Linked DNA regions of Homo sapiens: region 2 is linked to region 1. A link is a loop called in an ENCODE intact Hi-C map of the cell type or tissue named here. Cell type or tissue: heart left ventricle. All regions are shown on one strand.

Evidence for each region. Hi-C counts contacts between places; a loop is a spot of excess contacts. Peaks named below come from ENCODE experiments on the same cell type or tissue, not always from the same donor. Only the 100,000 strongest peaks of a DNase experiment are listed, where the experiment ranks them.
Region 2: it touches region 1 in a loop (5-fold over the local background); 14 of 110 quality-filtered maps call a loop at or near these places.

What each region holds. Positions count from the first base shown.
Region 1 is chrX:109,381,581-109,389,580 of GRCh38, reverse strand. GUCY2F (guanylate cyclase 2F, retinal) reads left to right here. Exons shown (of 20, transcript NM_001522.3): 15 at 918-1,092; 16 at 4,299-4,397; 17 at 7,369-7,463. Among named protein-coding and RNA genes, the nearest start is that of GUCY2F, 97 kb to the left of the region's middle. In heart left ventricle, a CTCF peak has its summit at 4,556 (motif pointing right); no DNase peak of the experiment used is centred here; H3K27ac peaks cover 373 bases.
Region 2 is chrX:108,694,787-108,702,786 of GRCh38, reverse strand. COL4A5 (collagen type IV alpha 5 chain) reads right to left here. Exons shown (of 53, transcript NM_033380.3): 51 at 7,866-7,980; 52 at 7,348-7,520; 53 at 5,242-6,490. The coding sequence ends at 6,409. Among named protein-coding and RNA genes, the nearest start is that of IRS4-AS1, 38 kb to the left of the region's middle. In heart left ventricle, a CTCF peak has its summit at 3,221 (motif pointing left); no DNase peak of the experiment used is centred here.

The DNA.
Region 1 (8,000 bases):
TGCCCATGGCCACACAGTTTGTAAGTGTTGAATCTTAAATGCTAATCAAGATGGTATAACTTCAGAGTTTCATGTTCTTAACTGTTGTATTCTGTGAGTGCAGTTCTCTGGGAACACATGGGTTTTAACTGGATTCAAACTTGTAGTAACACAGTCTGACTGGCGCATTTCATAAAAAGTCCCTTCAGCTTAGTTATTTTTTGGATTTACCCAAAAAGTTTCAACTTACTGGTTATCTAAAAGTGAGCACACTTCTGTGGGGAAGGTGAGGAACATAGATTTGGCTTTATTTCCAAGTGTCCAGCCCTAACCGTCCCCTGCAAAGCAGTTGAGGGCCAGTACTGCTGCTCCTCAGGGAGGTAGCAGTAGGAGAGGAGGAGGTAACTGGTGGAAAGAGACTCAGTTCTCATACCCAATAGGCCTGCAAAACTAACTTCATCGTATTAGCAAGGCAAAGCAGAGGGAATGTTCTTCCTTTCCCCTTCCCTATATTTTCCTTAAGGCTACCCTAGCTTATTTACCCCAAATAATCTATAGAAACATTTGCTGGGAAGCATCATAGGCACTTTCTCCTAAGATGCTCCCCCATGGACACCCTAGGGACAGTCCCAGAAATCTCCCTTTTCTCTTCTCCCCAAATGTCTCAGAGCCTGGTATTTTTCTAAGGTCAATCAGGAGCCTGTGAGGTAGCTACACTTATTTCAGAATCTCTTGGTGTGGGGCCTAGACTTCAGTATTTTTAATAAAGCTCCTTAAGCAATTCTAACATGCAGCCAGACTTGTGGATCATTGACAGTCCCTCTCTGCCTTTCTCACTTTACAACAAGACCACCTGGCCTCCATTATACCCTTACAGCTCTGTGCTAAAAAGAAGCACAAATAAGTTGTTTGCTAATTCTATTTTTCCTAATTCCCAGGTAGAGACCATTGGAGATGCCTACATGGTGGCTTCAGGCCTCCCAAAGAGGAATGGCAGTAGGCATGCAGCTGAGATTGCAAACATGTCCTTAGATATCCTGAGCTCTGTGGGCACTTTCAAGATGCGGCACATGCCAGAAGTGCCGGTCCGAATTCGAATTGGCCTTCACTCAGGTAATAACCAGTTAAAGTAAGAGGAAACATTCTAATGCGCCTCTAGGAAGACTAAAAAAGAAAGGGAAAAAGATAGCTCTCCCCTGATTCCTGGCCACCGGATTATCCAGGTGTCCGGGCTGCATAATTCCTTTATGCCTACCCAAATTTACTCTCCTCCCAGTACCTGCACTAACACAGTGGGCAGCAGCTCCTTGTTCCAGGTACTAAACTCTTTTAATCTACCATTTTGGTTAGAGGCAATATTTCCATGTTTGACTATGCTACAAGATCAACAGGTATATGTTGTAGTTAGGATAATTCATTTAATTAATTAAAATCCCTACTTCTGAATTATTTTCCTCCCACATTCATTACCTACTAGCTCCTCTTGCTTCTGTATCCACTCCCCACCTTTTTCTCTCTGCTCTGCTCTTCTAGGCTCCTTTCCTTCCCCCATCCTTTTCACCCCTTTCCTACCAAACTTCTTTAAAAAAATGAATGACATCCACTGTGCCATTTCTTCACTGTCCACTCCCTCCTTAGCCCCTTTGCAATCTGACTTCAGTTCTCACCACTTTCCCCGGTCCTTGTCTGCCTTTACCTCTGCAGCATCTGGAATTCATGACAAGCCTCCCTAAAATGCTCCTCAATTGGCTTTTATGACATGCTCCTCACTCTGTGAATGCTGCTTTTCACTTTATTTACTGGTTCTCTTGACTCTTCCTGTTCTCTAACATTTTCTGCAAAGCTCTCAGTCTTGTGATCTTTTTGCTGTCTGCATGTCTCACCTCTAATTTATTACTCAACCCACAGCAACCTGACTTTCATTTCCTACCACTGTCTGATAATTCCTTTTGTCTCTAATTGTCCCTTATATTGGTCTTCTCCAGTGTTCTGTCAGGATCCACTGTTTTTCTCCTCCTACATACTCTCATGGGTGATCTCATTCATATCTGTGGTTTAACTACCACTTGTACGCTGATGACTTCCAACTCCACAGCTTTAGTGCAGTCTTCTCCCTTAAGCTTCAGCCTTCTATATCAAAATTCCTGCTGATATGCCCACCTGAATGTTCCACATGGACCTTAGACTCGACACATCTAAAACAATTATTTTTTTACCCATACAAACTTCCTGCTCTTCTTATATTTATTCTCTATTTCAGTTGGTGGTACCACCATTGACCTAGTTACTCCAGTTAGTCTTGAGAGTCATTCTCTTTGACTCCTCCCTTACTCTGACCTTTAACGTTCAACTAACTACTAAGTCTTGAACACTCTTTACCTTTTAAATATTTATTGATCTCTCTTGTCTCTTATTCACTCTCACAACCCAAGCCTGGGACACCAAGATCTCTTGCCTGGATCACTGCAATAGCATCTTCTTGCTTTCACTCTTGCCTCTTACCATCCATCCTTCTCATAGTCATCAGCATAATCTGTGTTTCCTTGTCTGTCCTTCCATTAGGCTTTAAGCTCCTTGGTGGCAGGAAGCATATCTTACTCATGTTTGTATCCAGAGTTCTTAGCACATAGCAGGCGTTTGATTTTTTCTTTTAGAGAAAAGCCCTCATCTGTCATTTGTGCTTCAGTTTCACATTTCCAACCCCCCTCAGCATACCTCTTCTTGTAGGGTTCACCATTATTTCAAATTTAACATATTTAAAACTTCAAGTCATCTTTTCCCACAAATCAGCATAAACTCACAAGCTCATGGCAATTTTCTCATGGTTGTCAATCAGACAGCCAATAAATCTGTTGATTCTTTTACGTCTCTCTTATTACTTCTTCATGGCCATCCACTTCTTATCATTGCCTCCTTTTAAGTACTTTGTGCTTGGATTACTGCAGCAGCCATCTGGAGGGTTTTCCTGGTTTTACATTTTCCCCTTTCAATGCATTTTATACACTGATCTGAGAAAAAAGATCATGCAATTCCTTGCTCAAAATTCTCTAGTGGTTCAAGATCCTCCATCTTGTACAACCCACTTAATCCAACCTTGTCTCCAGTTTCTCGTGAGCCATGTGAACTAGGCAGACTGTTCTCTCTAAGAGCTTCCCAAATTCCCTGTACAATCCCAACCACAAGCCTTTGATTTATGTCCCTTTTCCACTGTTCAAATCCTACTCACCCATCAAGACCTAGATCAAATCCTACCTTCTCCACTGGACCCTTCTTGATTGAGTCAGGTCCTAATAAGCACCTCCTCCCATTTTCTGAGTTATTATAGCACCTCTGTCTGTGCTTCTTGCCTCAGCCATATGTTGTCTTGGGTTACTGCTTAATTGCTTCCTCTTTGATAGTATCTTCTCTTCAATTAGACTATAAATTCCTGGAGAACTGAGACTATGTGTTACATTTCTTTTTTATTCCCCTTGGTGCCTAGCCGTAAAAACAGAGCAGAAGGCCAGGCATGGTGGCTCATGCCTGTAATCCCAGTACTTTGGGAGGCCGAGGTGGGGGGATCACTTGAGCTCAGGAGTTCGATACCAGCGTGGGAAATATGGTGAGACCCCCTATCTCTTTTTAGGAAAACAAAATCAGAGCAGAAACCAGAAAGTTGAAGGTGAAGAACTTTCTGGATACTCCCAAACTGACTTTTCAGTACGGCTGCTGAAGTTTTCTCAATTACCTTGAACACTTAACACAGCCATATTAAAATGTAAGAACAAAAAATGCTAAATGCAAAATATCCTTTGATTATATATACATACTGCTTTTCCATGCCCCAACACAGATAATTGAAAGTCAGCTCTATTTGTTTTCAGATTTTTGAAATGTTTTAGAATAATTCTCTTGATAGACACAGTTTGGGAACCAGATAAACCCATGAAAGCCTTTCTTCCAACCCTAAGGCACAAGAAAAAGTCACATTTTTTTCCTTACAACAAACATGTTTGGACCCTGAATCCCTGCCCAGGCCTTTCTGGTTTGGGTTTGATACTTGTTTGTCCCTGTTGACAAATATAAGCATCTCAGGTGTAACTGTTACGTGGAACAAAGGTATACATCAGAAGGGCAGTCATGTCTGCATTGTTATAAATTTGCTTTCTTGTAGGGCAAAGAGTTCACTACTCATTGTGTCTTTCTTCAGATTCACAGAGCTATATGATGGCAACTTTTATTCTTTTACAAAGATACATTCCTTCCTCTTTGCACTATTCCTCTATTAGCATTGGGTGCATACCTGTTGACTGTAATTCCAACCCCCTGATACTCTATAGGGCCGGTTGTTGCTGGAGTGGTGGGCCTCACCATGCCCAGATACTGCTTGTTTGGAGACACTGTGAACACAGCTTCTCGGATGGAATCTACAGGCTTACGTGAGTACCTAATAGAGAGATGGATAGGATGGCACCACTCTGCTATTGAGAAGGTGATTCTTCTTCAGAGAGGTGAAAGAGAGCAGGATACTTGATGTTTCAATGTTTTAAAGAAAAATAAAAGATAATTTGAGAAGATTAAGATTTATCACGGATTTTCCTGGTCTCTAATGGCAAACCAGTAGGGGGTGATGTTGGACTGAACATGTACCTTTCTTTCTCTAGAAATGAAGCTGTAGCTAAGTGACACCAAAACAGCCACTCAATTTGATAAAAACAGCTAAAATAGTATTTTGGGTAAAGAAAAAAATTGGCCGGGCTTGTGGGTTTGTGGGAGTCATGTTGAGAAAAGAACTACATAAGGGACTAATATTTTCCATTTTTCAACTAGTTTGTGGAGACGCACTGAAGCCAGCTGCCTCCCAGCTGGCTGCTGTTTGCTGTTGCAGTCCCCTTTTTGAACCAGTTAGGACCCCAGGAGTTCTGGCTTCATCAAATAGCCTCTACAATTTAGCTAGCAATAATCCCTCAATCCAAGTAGCTTGGAATTCTGAAATAATTTATTGCAACTTCCCTGTATATAAAACCCTTAGCTTCTATCAAAACAGACATACTATCAAAGATACCATTTCTTCTCTGCTTCTTTGAAAAGAAAACTGTACAAACCATATGCCATTTGTCTGTTGTTTGTAAGATGCTGGCTCAACTCTTACTCGGTTATTTACTACCACTACAGAATCACAATGTGCCTTTTGCTTATATCATGGTTGAGCAAAGCATTTTTTATGCTACTATAGGAAAAGCATAGAGAATAACATTAAATTCTATATGCAGTTTTCATTTTTCATGGATTTTGTACCAAAAAAGGGAAGAAACCACTTAAGCCCTTAGAAGGGCTTAACTCTGGCAAGACGAGTTCTTCCCAAGCTTCAGCACTGTACTCAAACTAGTCCCTGATGTTATGGTGGACTGTATCACAGTGGGTGGTGCCCTGTCTGACCCCACTTCCCATCACTCATGTGTAGAAACAGGCTTACACAATGGGTCCAGTCTTAGTCAATCTAGCCTGTGCTGCCATGATTAAGGAGGCAGTATGGAACTTAGAAGCTGTTGTCAGAATAAATTTTCTGACATCTGGGAAAGTCTTCAAACTCCTTAGATATGGCAGAGGCCATGGAAGTAGTCATCCAGGAACTGCTGCATTAATATAACTTTGCATATGACTTTACTCTTGAAGTGCAACCCAAGATGAAGTGAAATTTATCATGGAACTGCAATGCAGATTTGGCACAGTATTCTGGACTGATGTAAGCTTGTAGAAGGCTGAAGTCATATTCTGGTCTGAACCAGGGAAAACTCCACACATTTCACATTGGAAATACAAAGTTGAGACCAGAAATTGAATTTTGAGATGTAGACAGCACCTTGCCCAGTGATCAGCTAGAACGAAGAAAATGGAGTGAATCACCCACAGCAGGTGTTTATTAAGCACTGACTGTGCAAGGAAGTTATTGTGAAGCATACAAAGAAGTATACGCGTGTGCTCTCTGTGCTAAAGGAGCTGGTTAATGTGCTTTTCTAAAAGCTAATGACTATGACCCAAATATGACATTAAGCTCCACAACTGAATGGAGATCTGTAGAGAGGTAGCCTCTCCTCACATTGGATATGAAATCAGGACATGTCACATATCTATTAATAAAAAAATTATTTCATCAATATCTCCTTTGTGCTCAGTTGAAACCACTGAGATTCTGGAATGGAAGTGACTCGTGACCCAGTCCTGGAGTGATTCTCCCTACCATACAAGTGGATGGTGGTTGGTATGAGCTATCTCTCTTTTAAGCTGTGTGTTCCCTACCATCAAGATTACTCTACTGAAAGGCTCCCTGAAGACCAGATGCTTGTGGGATGCACACATAGGACTGGCTAGGAATATACTGGCTGGGCATGTGTATTTTAGGAATAGGTCAACCTTTTTTGAGTAAGGGCTTTGGATGATCATGAGTTAATGAGGAAGGCACAAACAAACAACAGTACTGAGCTATCAAGAGAAAGAAAGTCACTGTGAGTATACACAGCAGAAACTCCTTGCAGTTCTCTCCCGCCATGCCTTCCTACTCAGGTTGTAATCAGCTTTTTTTTTAAAAAAAATGATTTTCTCAAGCATGTGTGAAAACTAGCCTTGGACTTTTATTTAAGACTCAACCTCAACAAGGTCTCACTTCATAGGGTGACAGTTTTTAGAAATGTCAAGGATCTTACCTGAGTGAACAAGTGATTATTCTTAATCAAATAATTACCCTTAGGTTCTAAATAAAATTTTAACGTGGCAGTTCCCTATGTAAATCTCTTATCCCAGATTGAGATCATTGGTTAGAAAATAGTACATTCATGTGTAAACACAGCTAGGTGCCCCCACCCAAACGTCAGCTATAAATGTACAGTCTTCATAAAATATTTGTTGAAAGAGTTCTTGGGATATTTCTCATTGATGTTTTATTTTTAAGTGTAGCAATGTTGAGAGAGAGTTGTAAGAATGCATATGGAAAAGACATCATTTTGCCTAAGATATGTAAAGCATGAGAGTTCAGCCATAGTAGCAGCCTGTGAAAGAAGCTGCTGAAGTCAAGCTTTCTTCAAATGACGTCACGTTTCAGCTGAGAGCACAGTAGATGCTGGTTTCTCCATCTCAACCTTTGAGTTAAATTAACACCTTTCTATTGCATGGCCTTTCATTTAAGATAGTGTCTAGGAGGCTGATAGGTGCTACAACTAATGCCTTATTTCGGCCTGGTGAAGAAGGCCATCACTCCGTCTCCTCCTCTTGTGAAACCCTAAGTAAACCTCTCTCAGGACGTTGCTAATGGTCTAGTTCATTTACAAGTGAAGACATTTATTACATTGACATTTTCTCATTAATTTTGCCAGTGAGAAAGGAGCCCAAATCATGTCTCTCCTTCTTTTGCAGCTTATCGCATTCATGTCAGTCTCAGCACTGTTACAATTCTTCAAAATCTGAGTGAGGGCTATGAAGTGGAGCTTCGAGGAAGAACAGAGCTCAAGGTATAATGTCTTTTTGTTTTTTGAGCCAGACTACTTGGATACACCTGCTTCTGGAGAGGTCATGGTCTGCTGAAAGAGTTTACCTGGGAGTCTGAGACTCAGAGCTATAACTTGGGCAGAATCTTCAGCCCCATTTGGGGTTCCCAAAAGATTGCTCCATTTTGCCTCAATTTTCTTCTCTTTAAAATATGGCTACAGTGGGGAGGAGTATTGAGATTTTTTCTGCATTTTTCAGACTGTAAGTTGTATCTTTCTCTCTTAAAGAACTGCACAGAATTTGGCTTTCCAATGAGCTGCACTATTATTTACATTTTCTAACCTACATTTTTTCACTCTTTGGCAGTGCCAGACATTGTTCAATAAGCCATAGTAATTGTGAGTTTGGATTTTCTATTCACTTTCTCAGTGGCCACCCTTCCTGGGTGAAAGGCACCCATTGGCACACTATTTGCAGAGAGACTTTTTCTTTCCCTAAGAAACCAGGAGGAACAAAGTCAGTTTCTATGAAAGGCAAACATTTTGTAGCCCCTTTTTCCC
Region 2 (8,000 bases), 690 kb after region 1:
CCAGGGCATTTAAATTCCAGGAGTTCATCTGGATTCAAAAGCCCTGAGGAAGTTCACATGAGGGCACCAGGCCACACCCATAAAGTTTTCTTTAGCTATAGAGGCTTAGACCAGACAGAGTATCCTGAGGTACAATGGATTAACTATAAGCCCCCTGTGCCTAAAGGTTAATTCCAAGGGGTTTCAGGTGCTGCAAAGGTGCTAGGAAAGCATTCATCCTTACCTGGGAACCAAGACTTCCAAAACATACAGCCTATCACTTCTCATGAGGCAGAGACCTCTATATATATTGCTATGAATGTCTACCACACAGGATTATAAGATTTTAGATATAGGCATCTTCATGGCTCAAAAGTGACGATTAGATTTGGAGTGAAAAGAACTTAGTAACTTGTGACTTTTGGGGTCAGTTAACCATTCCAAGGCTCAGCTTCCACATCTGTATATTGGAGACTAATCCTTGCACTGCTTGAGTACATCAGAGTTGTTGAGACTCAGATGAAATGTGTAAAGGATGATATTTTAATAAGAACTACATACATATAAGGTGTTAGTCTTATTACTACTGAGGTGTTAGAGGTAGCCTTCCTTGCAGCCCAAGCAAAGGTCAAATTATTGTGTCAGAGAGACACAAGGATCTGACATCGGGGGTTACCATTGTAGCTTATGATAGACTGGCAACAGCAAGCACTTTGCTGGCCCTATGAAAATCAACCAGGAAACTATTTTGCTTGAAGAGAGAGTATGTTGGCTTCTTGGTAGGTTCGGTGTGGGACTGGTTGAAATTACCAAGTACAGTATTCTCAGGCTGTCTTTGGCTTTAGAACATGACCTGTCTTCCATAATCCCTAGTATAAGCATTCACTCTGGTACCCTTGAACAGAAGGGAAGCAGATGTGAAGAACTTCTGCAGGCTTACTTTTACAGATGCTCTTGAGGCTAGAAAACCACTAATAAATTACTCATTTCTCAGCTAGTAACACTTCAGGGCTTTTCACTGACTGCAAGCAGGTATATCTGGCTTAGCAGATTCCTCTGGTTGAAGTAATACTACCGGGAGTTTCTCTTTGGAGCTTTCAGAGATGAGTTATTGGTACTTGTAATCTAGTCTGCTAATGAGTTAACAAATTAATTATTTGAAGTTAAGATGTAGGAAGACAAATGACTACCTGGGGGAAATAAAAGTGCATTCTTTAGAGATCCAGTGGGACACTAATTGGAAAAAGATAAATAATTTAGGATCATAAGGAACATATTTTGCCTCATTTCACCATAAGTACCCTGGAACACAGCTTCCAATAACTCTTGATAAACTAGGTCTTAGATTAAGTGGTGTTAAGTCATATTTCTGCTGGCCCATCCCTTAGTTCAAAGTCAAAGATGCATGCTTAATCATGCATGTCAGTTTTATCAATTCACCCTCATTTTGTCACATATGGAAATAAAGCACTTTCTCTAGATTTTGGAAACTAGAAGTGTTGAGTATTCGTTGGAGTATCAACAACAAAAGTACAACACACTTAAATTAGGATAATCTGAGGAGAGTTTAATTAGAAATATATAGATGGTGTGGAGGGGGAATCACAAATGGTTGTTCAGGAATCCAGGTCTAGCAGCACAGCAACAGCAGACTTGTCACCATACCCATCACACCTAGACCTGAAAACATGAGAAGGGGTTAGTAGAACCAGAAAGGAAGATAATTAGGAATAGTAAGTCATCTTGAGAGCAGTAGGGACATTCAATTGAGAGTCACAAACCAACCTGAGGTAACCTCATAGAGAAAGAGCCATGAAAATAAATACCCTAACCCAACTCTTGTCCCCTCCTCTGGTATTCTGCTGGGACTTCCAACTGGTTGAACCCAATCAGAAGCCAGAGGGCTCAGGAACCCTCTGGGGCAGAAAGCAGGATGAAATGTGATGGTAGAGGGGGAAACAGAAGATATTTGGCATAAATTGGTATTATGTAAGCAATTTGTTATCCTGTAGGGTCAGGTGTTGGGTATGCAGTCCACTAACAGAGAAATAGATGATTAAGATTACATAAATGTGATTTTAGCCCATGTTTTGGGGAACAGGTTGGTGAGCCAGCTTCCTCCAGACAGCTACTCTTACAAAAATCCCCATTATCTGGCCTAGAATTAGTAAGATTTGGTAGTCAAAGACAGACTAGCATACCTCTTTTCCAGTATACATACAGTAAGTCCTCAGTTAACGTCCATAGGTTCTTGGAAACTTTGACTTTAAAGCTAAACGACATATAACAAATCCATTTTTTCTTCATCAACATTATAACTGAATAATATTGGACATCGTTTCCTTTAAAGTCACAGCTTCTAAAAATATATTGACCACGTGAAGTGAGGATTTACTATATTATGGTCACTGCTTATTCTCCTGGTTGAGGTTGAGTTCATTTTAGATTGCTATCCTTCATGGTGTCCTTAGCTAACAAGCATCCAATCAATATTTGTTGATATAGAACTCAGGAGACAGGCCTCTCTGGATTCAATTCCAACTTAGGAGTATTTCCACCAAACAAACTTTCCAAGCTCCCTGAATATACTCTAAAACCACTGCTCTAAAATGGAAATGACATGATTTTAAAATATTATTCAATTTATTTTGGAGCTGCCTAGGGATGAAGGTGTTTGTATAGTCCAGCCTGAGAACTGAGTTTCTCTGCCAAGGAAACCAACTGAAGTTCCGGCCAAACAAAAGTGATTGCTCCTTGCTTCTGTGTTGAGAGGCATGGGAAGTGCTACCAGAACCAACTGTTAATCAGGCTCTTAAGAAGAGAATCTAACCAACATGAAGAAACCCCGTCTCTACTAAAAATACAAAATTAGCCAGGTGTGGTGGCACATGCCTGTAATCCCAGCTACTCTGGAGGCTGAGGCAGGAGAATCGCTGAACCCAGGAGGCAGAGGTTGCAGTGAGCCGAGATCGTGCCATTGTACTCCAGCCTGGGCAACAAGAGCAAAACTCCGTCTCAAAAACAAACAAACAAAAAAACAAAAGAGAATCTTTGACAGCAAAGCTGTTCTCTTCGTTTTGGATGCAGACATTGGGAAACTAGGCCACCTCTTCAAGTACTTGCTAATGATTTTTATGAGGCTGAAAGAATAAATGAAACTTAAAACAGGGAATCTAGAGACAGGACTTTAGACAACCCTACCACCACCACCAATGAGCTCAAATCATTACACATGCTGATTCATTTTTATAGGCAATAGTGCCCTCTTGTGATTAACTTCTGAATAAGCATTTGATGGCTTGGCATGACATTGAGGCAAAGAACCTTATTGCCACTACAAGAATGAAAAAGTGTTGTTCAAATTTGGATGGGTGGGAAAAAACATCATACAATCACAAGGTGTCCAATACAACCTCCTTTGGAAGCAATGAGTGTGACACCAACATAGCAAAGATCAGGCCAATAAGCTATAAAAATAATTGGAATGTCTACTTTCTTACACAACACATGTGTGTGTATACACTTATCCATATGTGTGTGTGTGTATATATATATTACGTAATATATATATAATGGAAGTTATTCATGTAGACCTCAATTTTTCTGAAGATACATGTGCACGTGTGTGTGGGTACACACACACACACACACACACACACACACACACACACACACATACACAGCTATAAAATACTAGGATTTGGTCCTTAAGTAACATCTGAATCACGAAAGATTCATTAACTGGTAAAACCACATTTGGTACACATAAATATTTGGTAGTCAAACTATCTGATTAAGCAGAATAGTTCATTCATTTCCTGCCAATGTGAGAAAGCTATTAATTGTGTATGACTGTAAAACTTACCATAGTACTTCTGGAAATTTCACAGATGATAAAAAAGCAAAAAAAAACAAAAACAAAAACAAAACAAAACAAAACACAAAAAACTCACCATAGGTAACTAGTAGAGCAGCTAGATTAATCTTTGAATAATTCATGGCAAGAGAGGGTTAACAATATTAATGTCCTGGAATGAATTTGTGTACTTCAAACAACAAAGCAGGGCTAGGAATAGTTAGGAGATTTAAGAAACACATAGACTAGCTGCACATGCAACAATTTAAAAATTAGGAGGTTCTGGGATGGGCGTGGTGTCTCACACCTGTAATCTCAGCACTCTGGGAGGCCGAGGCAGGCAGATCGCTTGAGTTCAGGAGTTCAAGACCAGCCTGGGCAACATGGTGAAACCCCGTCTCTACTAAAAATACAAAAAATTAGCCGGGCGTGGTGGTATGCACCTGTAGTTCCAGCTAGTCTGGAGGCTGAGGTGGGAGAATCGCCTTGAACCCAGGAGGTGGATGTTGCAGTGAGCCGAGATCACGCCATTGCACTCCAGCCTGGGTGACAGAGGAGACTGTCTCAAAACAAAACAAAACAAAACAAAACAAAACAAAACAAACAAACAAACAAAGGAGGTTCTTTTTGGGCCAAGGCTTTCAACCAGCTATAAATGAGAGGGAAAGCTACAAAAAGCAAAATCTCTGGAATTAGTGTTTGCGACTATAACAGAAGGGGCACCTTTGAGTGTACACCATGTAGAAGAATCTGTGGGGCTGTGATATGGTGTTTTCAGTTACAATTACTCATTACTGACTTTATGCATGGGACTAAATGAAAAAATAGAGCTAAAATTTGCGATTGGTGGCTATCCAGAATCAATAAAATAATTAGATAGTTATCATTGTTTGGATCCTAAGTTTTACCACCAGAGATTCTAAGCTTTAGATTTTACATAGGTCCATATTAGGATTTAGAATACTCAAAATTGTTTTGGTTGTTTTATCTTTTAGCTGTAACACAAATTTTACTATGGAAGTTTTTAATATTTTATTTTTAACCAGTCCTTGACTATTTTAGAGAACTATGCGTGTTCATTCTTAATCATTAAGAATATTAGGTCACTAACCTGCTTTAAACATTATTAATGAATTCTTCCCCAAATAGAAGCCAGTTGTTTCCTTTCTTAGCCATTAACACAATGTTGTCAAGAAATTTATTATCTTGGAAATGTCTTCCAATAGGTAGTTTTCTTCATTGGAAAAAGTTTACATTACTATGTTTTCTATCTACTAACAGAGTGATCAAAGCGTGGAGAAACTGATTCCCTGGGAAGAGATGACTTGTTGATGTGCAGATTGGTAATCTATCTGTAAATGAGCAGGGGTTTTTTCCACACAGGCTGAAGAGATACACAACAGACCATCCTTACAACATATATCTTTAATTAAATTTATATTGGTGGGTTTAAAAAACATTAAGTCAGGAGATGATAGCTAGGGAAATAAGGTATCCTGTGAGTATTTATAACAAAATATTTAAAATTTAAAAAGAATAAGAAACATCAATTGGCTTTTTGTAACTTAAAAGAGACTAACCAAGTGTTGTTTCCCAGTTCTGTACAAGCAGAGGCCACAGGAGGATTCTTACATAAGAAGCACAGGGAAAAGAATTGTTAATTCTGCGTGTGTGTTTTTGTTTCTCAGAATTGTTTGGAAGAACTTTGTCCAGTCAGAAATGAGTAAAAACAAGATGTAAGAAACATTAAAACAGGGGGCATATGGTCTTAAGAGATAATCTTGGAGAATATAGCAAAAGACAAATTGCTCCATTAGATATTATAATTTGGTATGTAACATGAACATTTAAAATTCTGATTAAAGTGACTAAAAGGGTTTGTTTTTTAAAAAAAATCAAAACAGAACTTACGGGATAAAACTCAAAATAAATTTACTCTCAGTAGTAACTTGATGTAGGAATATAAGTCCTCTCACTTTGATAAACATGAATATAAAATATTGCTGTCTGTATTCTAGGGTTTCCTACATTTTCTGTAAAGAGTGATTCATGCTATGTCATATGTAAATGACTCAACATTTTGAGCTAAAAGGCTGTTCACAATATACACATTCTTTACTTACAAAGCAAAATAAGCTTAACACCTTTATATTAAAAACCCGGGATACAGCAGGATTAGTAGCACCGTGAAAAATAATTCTTCCCACAAACTGCAGTCTTTTATTTTACTCAATGTGACTCTTCTCTTAATTGAATTTTTAATGTACCATTTTAGTAACTGGGCAAAATATATAATTTTCATCTTATAATTCTTGGAGAAAGTCATTCTGGACCCAAAAAGTAAATTCACTTCCTTATTTCTTTAGTAGAAAAATAATAGAGACTTTGCTCTGGCGCATTGCTGAGGTACATCTGAATCTTCATGGTTACTAGTCAGCATGTTATCTTGATCATATATAGTAGCACCATTGACGGCAGCAGTAGTAAAGTTGGGGACAATGAGACACTGCATCCTAGGAATTTTATATATATATATATCACATTTTAAAACACAAAAGGAATTCTTCAAAATGTTATGTCCTCTTCATGCACACTTGACATCGGCTAATTCGTGTCCTCAAGTCTCCTGCTTTCAGCGTTTCTGACTGAGGTTTACTGGGAAATAAGAAATAAGACAATCAGATCCACATTTTCTGGTATTTCAATTCTGTTACTGGTTCAAATTTATAACTAAACATTTTTTGTGTGTTAAGTAGCTCTCTTGGTGACTTAATGGTTTACTTTTCAGCAATATGATCTAATGCAGTGACTAGTATGGTTTAAGAGCCATTAGTGGTCATAGATATTTTGTAACGATTCTCCCCACCACTATTATCTTTGTATATTTGTGTTTCCCTCTCATTTTCTATCTTTTTCTCTTTCTCTCATACATTTTTCTAATATTCACAGGATGAGGGAAATCTGGGCAACTGATGATGTTATGATAGATAACAAGGACCATAAGAAAAATACCAAGTAGTGATAACCCAAAAGCAACACATAAAAATAAATTTAAACTGAAAAAAATCAACAGAATGAAGTATCCTGAGGTACATACATTACGTATGTCTTGCTCATTCAAACCCTTAAATGAGAATCTTTAAAATATCCTGGGAAAGGAGACCACTGGACTGAGAGGGAAAAGACAGACTGTAACTTCAATTCCTGGGGTGGTCTCAATCTAGTTGAACAGCTGCTGACTTATTAGGAAGGTCACATAACCTTTCTTTATCTCTGTTTCATTATTGAAGGATTACTACTAAGCTATCACAAACCAAACTCACCTAATATTAATAATCAAGTCTGTTTTTCTGACCTGAGTCATGTATATGAGAAGAACAAGCAAGAATAAAGTACACAATCCAATAAATTCCTAACATTTGTTGAGGATAAACCATCCATAAATTGTCTCTTTCTTCCCTAGCATCTCTGAAGGAAGCTTTGGACCTGAATTAAAGCTATAAGCACTTTACCTGAACATGTCTGACACATCTACAGTTGCCAGCCAAAAGCTGTAGGAGTTGGCATAGTAGTTACAGGTACCCCTCCCATGACATTCGATGAAGGGAGCTGAACGAAACTCTTCCAAGCAGGAACCAGGGGAGGCTAGGGCTTGACCTGAGCCTTCTGCCCCTGCACTTGTATGCTATAAAAGACAAGGAAAAATGTGCCGCAATACCCATGTGCCATAATAGCTTAGTGAATATCCAAAGATGTGTGCTGAGCTTGGCCAAATTCAAATCTAGTGAAGGAACAGGCCCAGAGGTAAGACAATAGTATCCACACCAAGGGTAGTCAAAAAAAAGTAATAGGCAGATTATGAAAATATGTTACAAAAAATGTGTGAGGGGGAACACAGTGCTTGGATAGAAGCTGTTTGAAGTTTAAGCTTCTTATTATGCAAATGACAGGGATTCCTCATATTGGGAAGAAATGTAGATGGAATGGACAGTCAGCTATGATGACAAATGCAAGGAAGAGTGTAAAATACCATCATGAAGGAATAACCAATCCACAGAGAATCCCATCCCTGAGGACAATGGGGAATCTGGATCGTCTGACTGTGAACTGCGATCACCACAGCTGGAGCTTCACATACTGCACATCTGGTAAAGGAAAAGGAGAA